3 separate regions of the Homo sapiens genome follow, and regions 1 and 3 are each linked to region 2. A link is an interaction called in ENCODE POLR2A ChIA-PET data of the cell type or tissue named here. Cell type or tissue: MCF 10A. All regions are shown on one strand.

The links. ChIA-PET counts read pairs that join two places held together with the same protein. Peaks named below come from ENCODE experiments on the same cell type or tissue, not always from the same donor. Only the 100,000 strongest peaks of a DNase experiment are listed, where the experiment ranks them.
Region 1: POLR2A ChIA-PET joins it to region 2 with 8 read pairs; 1 of 35 experiments calls an interaction of 5 or more read pairs at or near these places.
Region 3: POLR2A ChIA-PET joins it to region 2 with 6 read pairs; 2 of 35 experiments call an interaction of 5 or more read pairs at or near these places.

What each region holds. Positions count from the first base shown.
Region 1 is chr16:87,579,945-87,583,944 of GRCh38, forward strand. LOC124903749 (a long non-coding RNA gene) reads left to right here and starts at 2,040. Exons shown (of 2, transcript XR_007065171.1): 1 at 2,040-2,214. In MCF 10A, no CTCF peak of the experiment used is centred here; DNase peaks (open chromatin) are centred at 1,117, 2,087 and 2,417.
Region 2 is chr16:87,515,784-87,519,783 of GRCh38, forward strand. No RefSeq gene overlaps it. Among named protein-coding and RNA genes, the nearest start is that of ZCCHC14-DT, 24 kb to the left of the region's middle. RefSeq lists an enhancer at 3,076-3,673. In MCF 10A, no CTCF peak of the experiment used is centred here; DNase peaks (open chromatin) are centred at 1,968, 2,278 and 2,898.
Region 3 is chr16:87,219,096-87,223,095 of GRCh38, forward strand. All of the region lies in intron 2 of LOC101928708 (a long non-coding RNA gene), which reads left to right. Among named protein-coding and RNA genes, the nearest start is that of C16orf95, 96 kb to the right of the region's middle. In MCF 10A, no CTCF peak of the experiment used is centred here; no DNase peak of the experiment used is centred here.

The sequences.
Region 1 (4,000 bases), 64 kb after region 2:
TCACCCCTGTAATCCCAGCACTTTGGGAGGCTTAGGCAGGAAGATCACTTGATCCCTGGTGTTTGAGACCAGCCTGAGCAACATAGCAAGACCTTCTCTTTACAAAAAGTAAAAATTAAATTAGCTGGGCATGGTGGTGGGCGGCGGTAGTCATAGCTACTCAGGAGACTGAGGCAAGAGAATCACTTGAGCCCAGGAGGTCGAGGCTACAGGGAACCATGATTGCACCACTGCCTCCAGCCTGGGTGACAGAGTGAGACCCTGTCTTCGAAAAAAAAAAAAAAAGAAAGAAAGGAAGGAAAAAAAGAAAGAAAAGAAAAAAAAGAAACAGTGGTCGTGAGGAGCAGAACTCAAGCCTACAAGTCAAAAAGCAGGGGTGTTGGGGGGGGGGCGCGTGCGGCAGGAGCGGAATAAAACCTGTCATATTTTTTTTTTTCCAGAGACAAAGTCTCGCTCTGTCGCCCAGGCTGGAGTGCAGTGGTGTGATCTTGGCTCACTGCAACCTCTGCCTCCCGGGTTCAAGAGATCCTCCCACCTCAGCCTCCCATGTAGCTGGGACTACAGGTGCATGCCACCACGCCCAGCTAATTTTTATATTTTTTATAGAAACGAGGTTTCACCATGTTGGCCAGGCTGGTCTCAAAATCCCGAGCGCAAGTGATCTGCCCACCTTGGCCTCCCAAAGTGCTGGGATTACAGGTGTGAGCCCCGTGCCTGGCAGAGAGTTGTGTCTTGATAAAATGGCCCTCAACAGTGCCCCGAGTGGATTAAAATCTCAAAGAACTCAGAAGTGAAAAGAAGATGATGTGCTTTGGAAAACAGAATTAGAAGACTCAAGAAGTGGTTCTTGAAGATAACGGCACCAATGTTGATGACACAGGTGATGGATGTGAGTAAAGGGACCCGAATGTGAAGTGGAAGAAGCATGTCTTCTAAATTAATGCATTGCATGAGGGTGAGTCAACTGTTGCACCGTCAACCCAGACATTTACGAGAGGTGGCGCCATGGGTTTCTTCTTCACACAAGTTCTAGTTGGGTGTGTGTGGGTGGTCTTCCACATGGTGACTCAGGGCCCAGGCCCTTTCATTGTGGTGGATTCACCATCACCCAGGCTCCAGTGTCTGGGGAGGATTCCTGGCATCCAGCCAGAAGATGGGGAAGGCTGGGTGTGAGGAGTTTCCAAGGCCAGGCATGGAAGCGGTGCCCACCATTATGTCCCAATCTCATTGGACAGACTCTGTCATGTGACTGTCCTGACTGCAACAGAGGCTGGGAAATGGAGACAACCTGTACTGTCAGGAGTAAGAGGAAGCAATTTGATGAACAACTGGCTAGTCTCTACCCCACACCCTGTCTTATCTCACTTTTGATTTCAAAATGCATTTCTAATTTAATCAATGAATTATATTTTATAAGCACTCATGTGACTTTTCCATCCACAATCAAAACATTTACATCTTGAAGATGGATAAAAAACATTTTAGAGGATCCAGTTGGACATTGCCCTGTGTTTACGGTTCCCTTGTATGTAAGGCACAATTGTTAGTTCTTGGTTTGGAAAGATGTTTGCATTAGATTCAGTGAAAAAAGCAAGTTAAAGAGCTCACACCTACAGAGGTTCTACTGTCGCCCACACAACAACAACTCAGGAGGTGAGTGGCTTGGCTGGAGAGTTCAGCGTGGGACCCCCACAGCGTGGCTTCAGCATTTATTGCCTCCTGTGACCACACGGGAGGTAGAAGATGATTTTATTTTTCTGTGAAAAAAAATGTGTATATGCATGGAAAAATGTGTATAAGCAAACACCCCAAAATATTAATAGTGACGATTCCTTGAGAATAGAAAGGGGGAAAATTTTAGCAAAATATTAGTAAACATTTTATTTGCCCATACATACGGAAAAGTGCACAAATTGCGAACGTCCAGCTTGATGAATTTTCACAATTCCCATGTATAATCAGCACCCGATTAAGGCATAGAACATTCTAGACCTCCTTCCAGGCCCTCCCTCCTCTCCCAAGGGTGGCCAGCCCAGCTCCAAATGCCCCAGGCTAGTTTCCAAGGTTGTGGCCTCTGAGTCATCATAAACAGAGCCTCCCAGGGTCTGGCCTCTTGCACACAGACTTGTGCTGTGAGAGTCATCCTTGCTGTGTGTGCGCGAAGCTGTTCATTTCCTTGCTGTATAGTGGAGCAGAGGCGATCTCAGCTTTCCGGTATGATGATTTATATTTCTCATTAATCTTCAAAATTTTCAAAAATCAAATGGAGGAAAAAAACAAGTTGATTTTCCAACAACAAAAACCCAGCGCTGTCCTGGGACCTCTGGTCCAGGAAAAGCTGCAAAACATACCATTTCTGGCCTCGGCCAGCCTGTCTGTCTGTCAGCAGCGTCACCGCAGGCGGCTCCTCTTGGGTCCCATGATCCAACTCCAGCAGGCAGATGAGGCCTGGAGCCAGGCGGGCGGCAGCCCAGCTCCAGCTAAATATACGTGTGGGAGGCTCCTCCCGGCCTGTGGGTCCCTCCTGGCCCTTTTCTTTCCCACTAAAGCTGGAGGTTCGGGAGAACAAAGGCAGCTCCCCTGAAAGAGCCAAGGCCAGGCGGGAGGTGCCCTGGAGAGCGGCCGAGCCCGAGAGCCGGGGCAGGGCTGCCTCAGACCAGAGAGCCGGCCCTGCCAGCCATCGGCCGTCGAAGAAGGCGTGCAGCTTACGCAGACCTCGGGTGATTTTGGAGCAAAGCTCCCAGCACTTAGCTGAAACGGAAAGGCCTCTGCAGCCTGGAGGACATATGGGGTTCCCCCTCCCCTCCGAGGCCAGGCTGCGGGCAGGCGTTCTGGAGCCTCCAGGTCTCCCACACCACCCACGCCCCGTGAGCTTGCAGGAGCTGCCTGTCTCCTGGAGTGCTTCCTCCTGACTGTGCCATGAGCACACGCGCTAGATACACGCTGGCCTTCTTGCCTTCCTAGCATGGGAAGGAGCTAGAACCAAGGGAAAGATGGGCCAGAGCGTCCCTCTGCCGTGTGGCTCAGGGGAAACAGCTCTGCTCACATCTCCAGGATCTGCCTTGGAGGCTCAGGAGGAGGTGGGTGCAGAGCCAGCCAGAGGGCTTTGCATCCCAGCCCCACTGGCCACCACCTGTGTGGTCATAGGAAAACCATTTTGCCTCTAGAGTCTCAGTTCCCTCATCTGTAAAATGGGGATGACTGTAGGACCCGAATTATAGTGTTGTGAGAATTAAGTGGGTTAAAAAAATAAAACTCTTAGAACAATATTGGGCTCATGATAAGCACTTGATATTATTAGGTGTGCAAACTCACACATGCACACATACACTAATACATACACACACACACATTCATGCATGTACACACGTACCAGTACACACATACACATACATACACAGCCATGCACACAGGGACAATTCACATATATATACGTATATACACATGCAAGCATACATATATCTATACATATGTACATTACACATGTATACACACACATGCATACAGAGACACACTATGACACACACACACACACACGCACATGTGAGTCACCTAAAATCTGGACCAGGGCCACGTGCAGCCCTAGAGAAGGAGAAATCTCGCCGTGCCTGGCGCAGTGGCCTTGGGAAGGTCTCCTACTTGTTATTCATTCTCCTTCTAAATTATTATTCATTCTTACTAATGACAAAGCGGTTCCTCTCTTGGGTCAGAGGCTGGCCCTGCTGTCTTAGATTGGATTCCCTGGGGAGCCAGTTCCCTGGGAGCTGGGATCTGAGTAGAAAGAGTCTGTCGGGAGGGGATCCAAGAAGCACAGTGGGAGAGTGGGGGCGCAGTGGGGAAGGGAAGGAGCCAGCCGAGATGTGGCAGTAAGCAGCTGGGGCTCTGTCCTGCTGCAGTGTGGGGGCAGGGGGCAGTCGCAGGACAAACCGCAAACCTTGACTCCCGTTTGTTGTTGGACGAGGGCTGCTCCTGGGGCGAAAAATCCCAGCACTTCCAGCCT
Region 2 (4,000 bases):
GGCTGACTCCATTCTTCTCCCCAGGGCTACACCAGCTCTAGCTTCCTGGCCGCCAGTTTCCCCAGCAACTTCATTTTGTTTATTTGCAATGGCTTATTGGGGTCTCCTGGAGAAAAGATTCTCAGCTGAGTTCCAGAAAATGAACACGCTCTCCCCGTGCTCGGAGAGCTCCCAGCTGTTCTCTTGGCTGGCCGGCTCAGAAGAAATGATGTTAGGAATGTTTATCTCGGAGGAAGCGGAAGAGCTCCTTTCAGCAAAATAAGAATGAACCACAAAACAGGGTGCAGGGGGCCTTGTCAAGGCATCATAGCGTGGTGCCATGGGAACATCCCCTTCCTTTGTCCTGCCTCAGCTGACAGTGCCTCGGAGATGCCCTGAGCTACGTCAGCCCGGCTGGCATCCAAGGGGTTCCTTATTGGCTCACAAGACACGTTGCTTTTTCAGGACCAGAGAGACTTGGAGGTCCTCACCTGCAGCCCTGGGCCTTTGTTTAGGCTGTGCTGTGAGGCTGGCTCTCTGTGGTCAGCATCTCAGCGTCCCTGCCTGGCCAGCAAAGGGGTGACATTTTCCTTGGGTGCCCTCTTGCAACATGGCGTTAAATTCTCAAAAAGGTGCAAACCCTTAGGGTGAAGTTTGTGTCTAGAATATAATGGTTAAGGGCCTCGGTTCTGGAGTCAGAATGACCAGGGTTTGGGTTCCGGCTCCATTGCTTTATAGCTGCCTGAGCCTCCGTTTCCCAGTGTGTGGAACAGCTGGTAACCAGCATTCCTACTCCCATGGGTGTTGGAGACATGAATGAGATCGTCATTACAAAGCGTTCAGCACAGGTTAAGTGCTGATAGGTGGAAAGGAGATAATCAGTGGTAGCGATTATTATTTTAGTTGTCTACTTATAAAATCAGAAAATCGGAAATAGAAAAATACAAAGAAGAAAACTAAAAGTGCATGTAGCCCCATGGCCCGGCAATCCGCGCCGCTGGCCTTTTGTTAGCTGTCCTTCCTGGTTTTTTCCTGTGGGTGTGTATGCATGTATATTTCATAGGATCTGGTCATTGTTGAATGAGGATAGTTTATGTATGTATAGACATGTTAGTTTTTTCTTAATACCAGGCATAATGTATCTTAACCCACTTTTTTAAAACTTAAAAATACATGGAGAACACATTCTCCAAATCATTACATTTTACCATATTGCATATTTTTTCACTTTGTAATGTTTCGAAGTAAGGATGTGTTTTAGAATCAATGTCGAAAGAAATGTGCCAGCTATTTCTTCTTTTTCCCCCCAAAAATGGGGGTTATGATGACACTGGTAATACAAATAACAAATGATGGCTTCTCAGATTCAAAGAAACACAGCAGCCTAAAAGATCCTTCTTAATTTCCACAAAGGATTCCTCAGTGCCAGTGTTGTCATTAGCTCAATTGACCTCTATTTTTGGACATTTTGGCTCCTTCGGTTTTTTTTTTCACTATTACCCACCATGCCGCACAATAGAGTCTGCAGGGAACGCAATTCGATGGGCCAACGCGCCCTGAGGGATGGAGGCGGGGTGGAAGGTGGAGGGACCTGAGATTTTCTGTCAAGGTCATGGCCAGCCTGTGCTGGCCTTGTAGGGAGAAAGATAGGGGATAAGTACCCCAGCCTCCCTCCCCGCCCTCTCTCACATCTCATGCCAGGGCTCCCCCAGCGGGAAGCAGAGAGGGTGAGGAAGGGCGAGGGTATGGTTCTCAGGCCAGCCCCTGGGCAGGGAGAGAGTGACCCTGGTTGGGCAGCCCTGTGGCCCAGCACACCAGCCCTGTGGAGCTGAGATGCCGGCTTTAGATGGGGGGACTTACAACACGGGCTTTCCCTTCCCCAGTGGAACAGAAGGCGCCGGCGAGAGGCCCTCCTTGTCAGCGCCAGGGACAGATTGCTCAAGAATCTGCGTGCTCCAAGGCACAAGAGGGGTGCTGTCTCCTTTTCTGGAGTTCCGTCTCATGCCTACGTTTCGGGTAGGATGCTATTTTTAAGTGACTGGCACCGTGGATCAGTACACTTGGAGGGAGGAGAGGGGATGCCACACATAGCAGGGGTGGGTGCTGCGAGCAGGGGTGGGGAGAGGAAAGGGGGCTGCGTTCGAGCCACTCTGACAATGAGGCTGAGGGCTGGCTGGCTGTCACACCCACGGCCGACATTAATCACATCCTGCCTGGCACTCCCCAGCAGCTCTGACACATGTGGCCGCACCCCACTTCTGGAAAGCTCCCCGCTCAGGCTCTGCAGAGCGTTTCTCGCGACACTTCCCGTGCTGGATCCGTGCCGCCAGCATGGATTCCTTCAGCCTGGCTCCGGCCTGGGGTGGGCTCTGAGCCGCCATGGGACTAGGCAGAACACGCTGTGTGCAATGCAAGGCTGAGCACGCTGGGCCCCTTCGGGATGCTGGCGGTTACATGGGCAGTGGGACGGGTGGAGTGACACGGAACATGCCTCAGTTGCTTCTCCAGCTAGGGTTTTGGGGTTGCAAGCAAGAGAACCTGGCTCTTGCTAACCATGTTGGGGCTGGAGGCAAGGGTTTACCGGTAGGACCTGAGCTAGCTACAGAGTGGAGAGGTAAGATGAGAGCCAGCCCACAGGAAGGCCGGAGTGAAACAGCGTTGGGGGCCTGAAAGATGGGGACTAACAAGCAGCCTCTGGCTGGGAGGTTCTTCCGGGATCAATTTGCTCCATGCTACAGAGGGGACTTGCTCAGGGCGACGTGGCTAATTGGAGGCACGGACAATCTCCGAACTCAGACCTCTGACGGATGCCGTCCTCTGACCAGCCTAAAGCTGCCGGGGTCCTCCCAGCTCAGGGACGCTGTCCTCACAGGAATGCCTAATGGGGCTTCCTCCCTGCCCATCCCAACCCCTGGGGCCACACATTGCTTATTTTGGATTACACCGGGCAGCCTGTGCCCCGGTCAGAGGCAGGGAGAGCTTGGGCAGGACTGGGGAGTGTGACTCATTTCTGTCTACCCAGCCAAGCACCAAAGGCGATGCTGGCAAGCGGGAGACGGTCCACAGCCACTCACCAGCAGCCAGAAGCCAGGCTCAGGACAGCCAGGCCTCAGCTTACACAGAGGCCACCAAAGAATGGCCCGGCAGGATGCCAAACCTCATTTATCTGAGCGGAGCAAGGCCGCCTGGTCAGTGTCCACTCCACACCCAGGCCCTCCTCTCTTTGCTGCGGCCACAGCAGACACGCCAGCTGCCCCATCGCTGCACAATGCCAAGCCTCCGTCCACCTCGCCCTGAACGCCCTTCCCCCGTGTCCCTCCTATCTCCGTGAACGTGGCATGAGAGAATTCACGCTCTGCAGTCAGAAATCCAATGCCTGGTGTCACAACTTCCCAGCTATAGATCTTGGGCGAGTTGCATCCCTTCTCTCTGCCTCAGTTTCCTCCTTTGTAAAATGGGGATAAGACCTTCTTTGCAGGGTTTGACAGCCAGGAATCAGGTGTGCAAAAGTGGAGGTGTGGTTCATCACAGGGGCCTGCTGTGGTGGCTGTCCTTCTCCTAATAGCCACATTCCCCGGACCCAGCTGGGAGGAATGTGCCAACCCCCGGTTTGCTCTCCCTCTTCCTGTCTCAGTGATCCAGGCCATAAAAATGGCTCCTCCCAGATGCTGTAAGATAGAAGCTGCATTGCCCTCGTGGCAGGAAGGGGACATTTGGGCTACTTCAAACCAAACCAAACAAAAAACTCACTGTCATCAATTCTTGCCTTCTAAAGGGAGGGGCACATTTCATCTTGGGGATGCTGGCCTGGGGATTCCAGCTAGCCAAGAGCAGAGGAAACATCATTTCCAAGCACCAGCTAGTGCTCTGTGCTGCTAGAAGTCCCAGAGTATCCTGTCCTGGCTCAGTTGAGCCCCTTAGTGAGCTCAGGACTCTTTTGGCTGCCAATGACAGAAATTCGACCTGAATCACTTACAGGAAAAATAATATATATTATATATTATAAAATATATATAAATAT
Region 3 (4,000 bases), 300 kb before region 2:
AGAGAGACAGAGGTAAAGTATGTGTGAGAGCGTGCATGAATGTGTGTATGAGAGTGTGAGAGTGAGGGTGTGAAATTGAGAATCAATGTGTGTGTGAAAGTGTGACAGGGAGTGTGCAAGCGTATGAGCGTGACTCTGGACGAATGCATGCATGCAGACATGTTTAGAGGCTGAATGTGTTTTGAGTGTGTGTGAGTGCATATGTATGTGAGAATATGTGAGTGCATATGAGTGCATATGTGTGTTTGTGTGACTGCATGTGTGTGTGTGAATGTGAGATTGTGCTGTGTGAATGTGAGTTTGTGCATGTGTGTGTGAATTCGTGTGAGTGCATGTGTGTGTATGTGTGAAGACTGCATAAGTGTGAGTGCATGTGTGTGAATTTGTGTGCACGTGTGTGAGTGTATGAGTGCATGTGTGTATGTGTAAATGTGAGTATATGTGTACGTGAAGAATGCATAAATGTGTGTGAGTGCAGGTGTGTGTGTATGTGTGAAGACTGCGTAAGTGTGAGTCAGTGCATGTGTGTGTGAGAGGGTGAGTGTGTGAGAGCGTGTGTGTGTGATATTTACTGAGCCCCACACCCACTCCTGTCCCAGACGGCCACACGCCCCTGTGCTGGGCACTAACAATACAGAGGCCACCAGGTTGTAACTCCCACCCCAAAGAAGCGACGATCCAGCCGAGGACGCTGAACGCACCTCTAGAATGCAGTGCAATAGGGCACAGACCCATAGTTCCTCGAGGACCGGGACAGAATGTCCTCTCCCTCCCGAAGCTCAGTGCTGAGCACATGACTGATGCTAACATGCATGGTTGGTGGTTGGTGGCTTGTTGTTGGTGGCTGGTTGTTGATGAGCTGATTGGTTGGTTGGGTAGTTGGTTGGGTGGGTGGATCATTGTTCATTAGTTGGTTGGTTACTGATGTTAGTTGGCTGGCAGAGAACAAAAACCAGATAAGCCAGCATGGTACCCTAAACAGAACATGGACTTTGGGGTCACAGAACATGAATCCCACTCCTAACTCTGCCTTTTCCAAGCTCTGTGGTCATGAGAAAGCCCCTTCACACTGACATTTCCATGCCATAGGTTCCTCATCTGTAAAATAGGGATAATGGTAGCTACTTTGCAGTTAACACACATACAGTGACTAGGACATTAAGGGCACTCAGTGAATGGCAGACACTGTCACTATTATTCAACATGGAAATGAAGGATTAGATTCTGGAGTGTGTAAGACATCTTTCCTGCAACCCCCAACGTGACATCACTCGAGATTCTGCACACCGTCTCCACGTAGGCCCATGAGAAAAAAATACGAGTCACAACCATTGCATAATATGAGCCAGCCTATAACTTACAAAGTGCACAGAACTCTTGAAGGAATTTCAAAGCCCATGGAGCTCAAAGCCCCCTTCCTCTGGCCATTTGGGATTAATGACTAGCCCGAAACACACATATCTCATAGAGAGAAGGTTCGCCAAAAGTCACCAGCACATGACTTAGAAGCCTCCAAAACACTTTGCAGTTTGCAAAGCACTTTCACATATATTATGTCATGTGGCCCTCAGTGTACTCCTGAAAGGTAGACAGGACTCAATTAGTCTCCCCATTTACAGATGAGGAAACTGAGGCTCAGAGAAGCAAAGTTACTCAAATAAGTCACACAGCGGAGTACAAGATACAAGCTGTCTTTCCAATACTGAGATACATGGTCAATGTCTTAAAGCACAAATGGGCTGGGCATGGTGGCTCATGGGTGGGCATGGTGGCCCAGCATTTTGGGAGGCCGAGGTGGGAGGATCTCTTGAGCCCAGGAGTTCAAGACCAGCCCTGGTAACACAGCAAGACCCCATCGCTACAAAGAGAAAAAAAAAATTAGTCAGGCATAGTGATGAGTACCTGTTATCCCAGCTACTTGGGAAGCTGAGATGGGAGGATCACCTAAGCCTGGGAGGTCGAGGCTGCAGTGAGCCATGACTGCACCATTGCACTCCTGCCTAGGTGACACAGTGAGACTCTGTCTCAAAAAAACAAACAAATAAAACAAAAAAACCCCTAACAATCTGGAAATTGTTCAGATCAACAAAAAAGCACTAAAGGATACTTGGAGGTGTGGCAAAGTAGGAATTCCATTATAAAGTAATAAAAACTAAATTCCTAGTTCAACTCATAGAAAAACAGTAAACTCCAGATACATTAAATAACTAAATATGAAAGGCAAAAAAATTAAAAATGTGGAGGAAAACACAGGAAATAGCTTTATAAATTTTGAGAAAGATTTCTTAAACAAGAGGTAAAGACAATATCATAAAGGAAAAAATAATACATTTGGAGATTGAGGGTTATGAGGCTGAGTCCCAATAAAGGACTCAATAGTGGCATTTCAGCAGTAAGCAGAGAAAACATCCAGGAGTGGCTGAATTCCTTCACATCTTCCTAGAATGCAATAATATATTCTGTCAAAGTCTTCAGCCTATCAAGAAACACTTATTATCACCAACATCATAACCATCATCATAACCATTACCATAATATATCTTCACCATCATCATCACCATTGTCACCATCATCATCACCATCACTACCACCACCATCATTATCCACCGTCATCCATCATCATCACCACCATCACCATCACCACCACCACCACCATCGCCATCACCACCACCATCATCATCCATTATCACCCTCACCATCATCATCACCACCATCACCACCACCACAACCATCATCATCCATTATCATCACCCTCGCCATCATTATCACCATCCATTATCATCATCATCATCACCACCATCATCATCCATCATCATCATCATAATCACCACCATCACCATCACCACCATCACCATCACTACCACCACCATTATCCACCATCATCCATCATCATCACCACCATCACCATCACCACCACCACCTCATCACCATCACTACCACCACCATTACCATCACCACCACCACCATCACCATCACCACAACCACCATCACCACCACCACCATCACCATTACCACCACCATCACCACCACCACCACCATCATCACCACCACCACCATCACCATCACCACCACCATCACCATCACCATCACCACCACCACCACCACCACCATCACCACCACCACCACCATCACCATCACCACCACGACCATCATTATCACCACCACCACTACCACCACCATTACCACCACCATGACCATCATCATCACCACCACTACCACCACCATCATCACCATCACCACCACCATCACCACCACCACCATCATCACCATCACCACCACCATCACCACCACCACCATCATCATCACCACCACCATCATCACCATCACCACCACCACCATCACCACCACCACCACCATCATCACCACCACCATCACCATCACCACCACCACCATCGTGATCCATTATCATCACCCTCACCATCATCACTGCCATCATCACCACCTCCACCACCACAACCATCATCACCACCATTATCATCATCACCATCATCATCACCATTATCATCACCCTCACCATCATTATCACTATCAGCATCATATTTCTAGAAATAGTAGCAACTAACATGTACTGAGCACTTACCATGCACATTTAATCTTATGCACTTTGTCTACATTCACTTATTTATTTCTTACAAAAACCCTCATAGGCATAGGTAGAATCACTGTTCCCATTTGGTAGATGAGAAGCTGAGGCCCACAGAGGTTATAAGATCTACCTCTGGTACCACCGCTGGAAAATCGCGGGTTTGACACCAGGACTGGTGCACACCCACACCCTCTGTCCTCTTTAGGTGCTGGCTTATGCCTGTCATGCTGAGTTATCTGCCAAATGACTTCAGATCTGCCACCTTAAAGTCCACCCTCTTCACATGTGGGCCCAAATACATTCATCTATACATTTCACAAAAGTTCGTTAAGACCTACTAGATCCTAGGGGTTGTTCAAGACCCCAGAGACCTGGAGTTTGATTTCACATGGCTCATTTAATTGCGTTCTGATG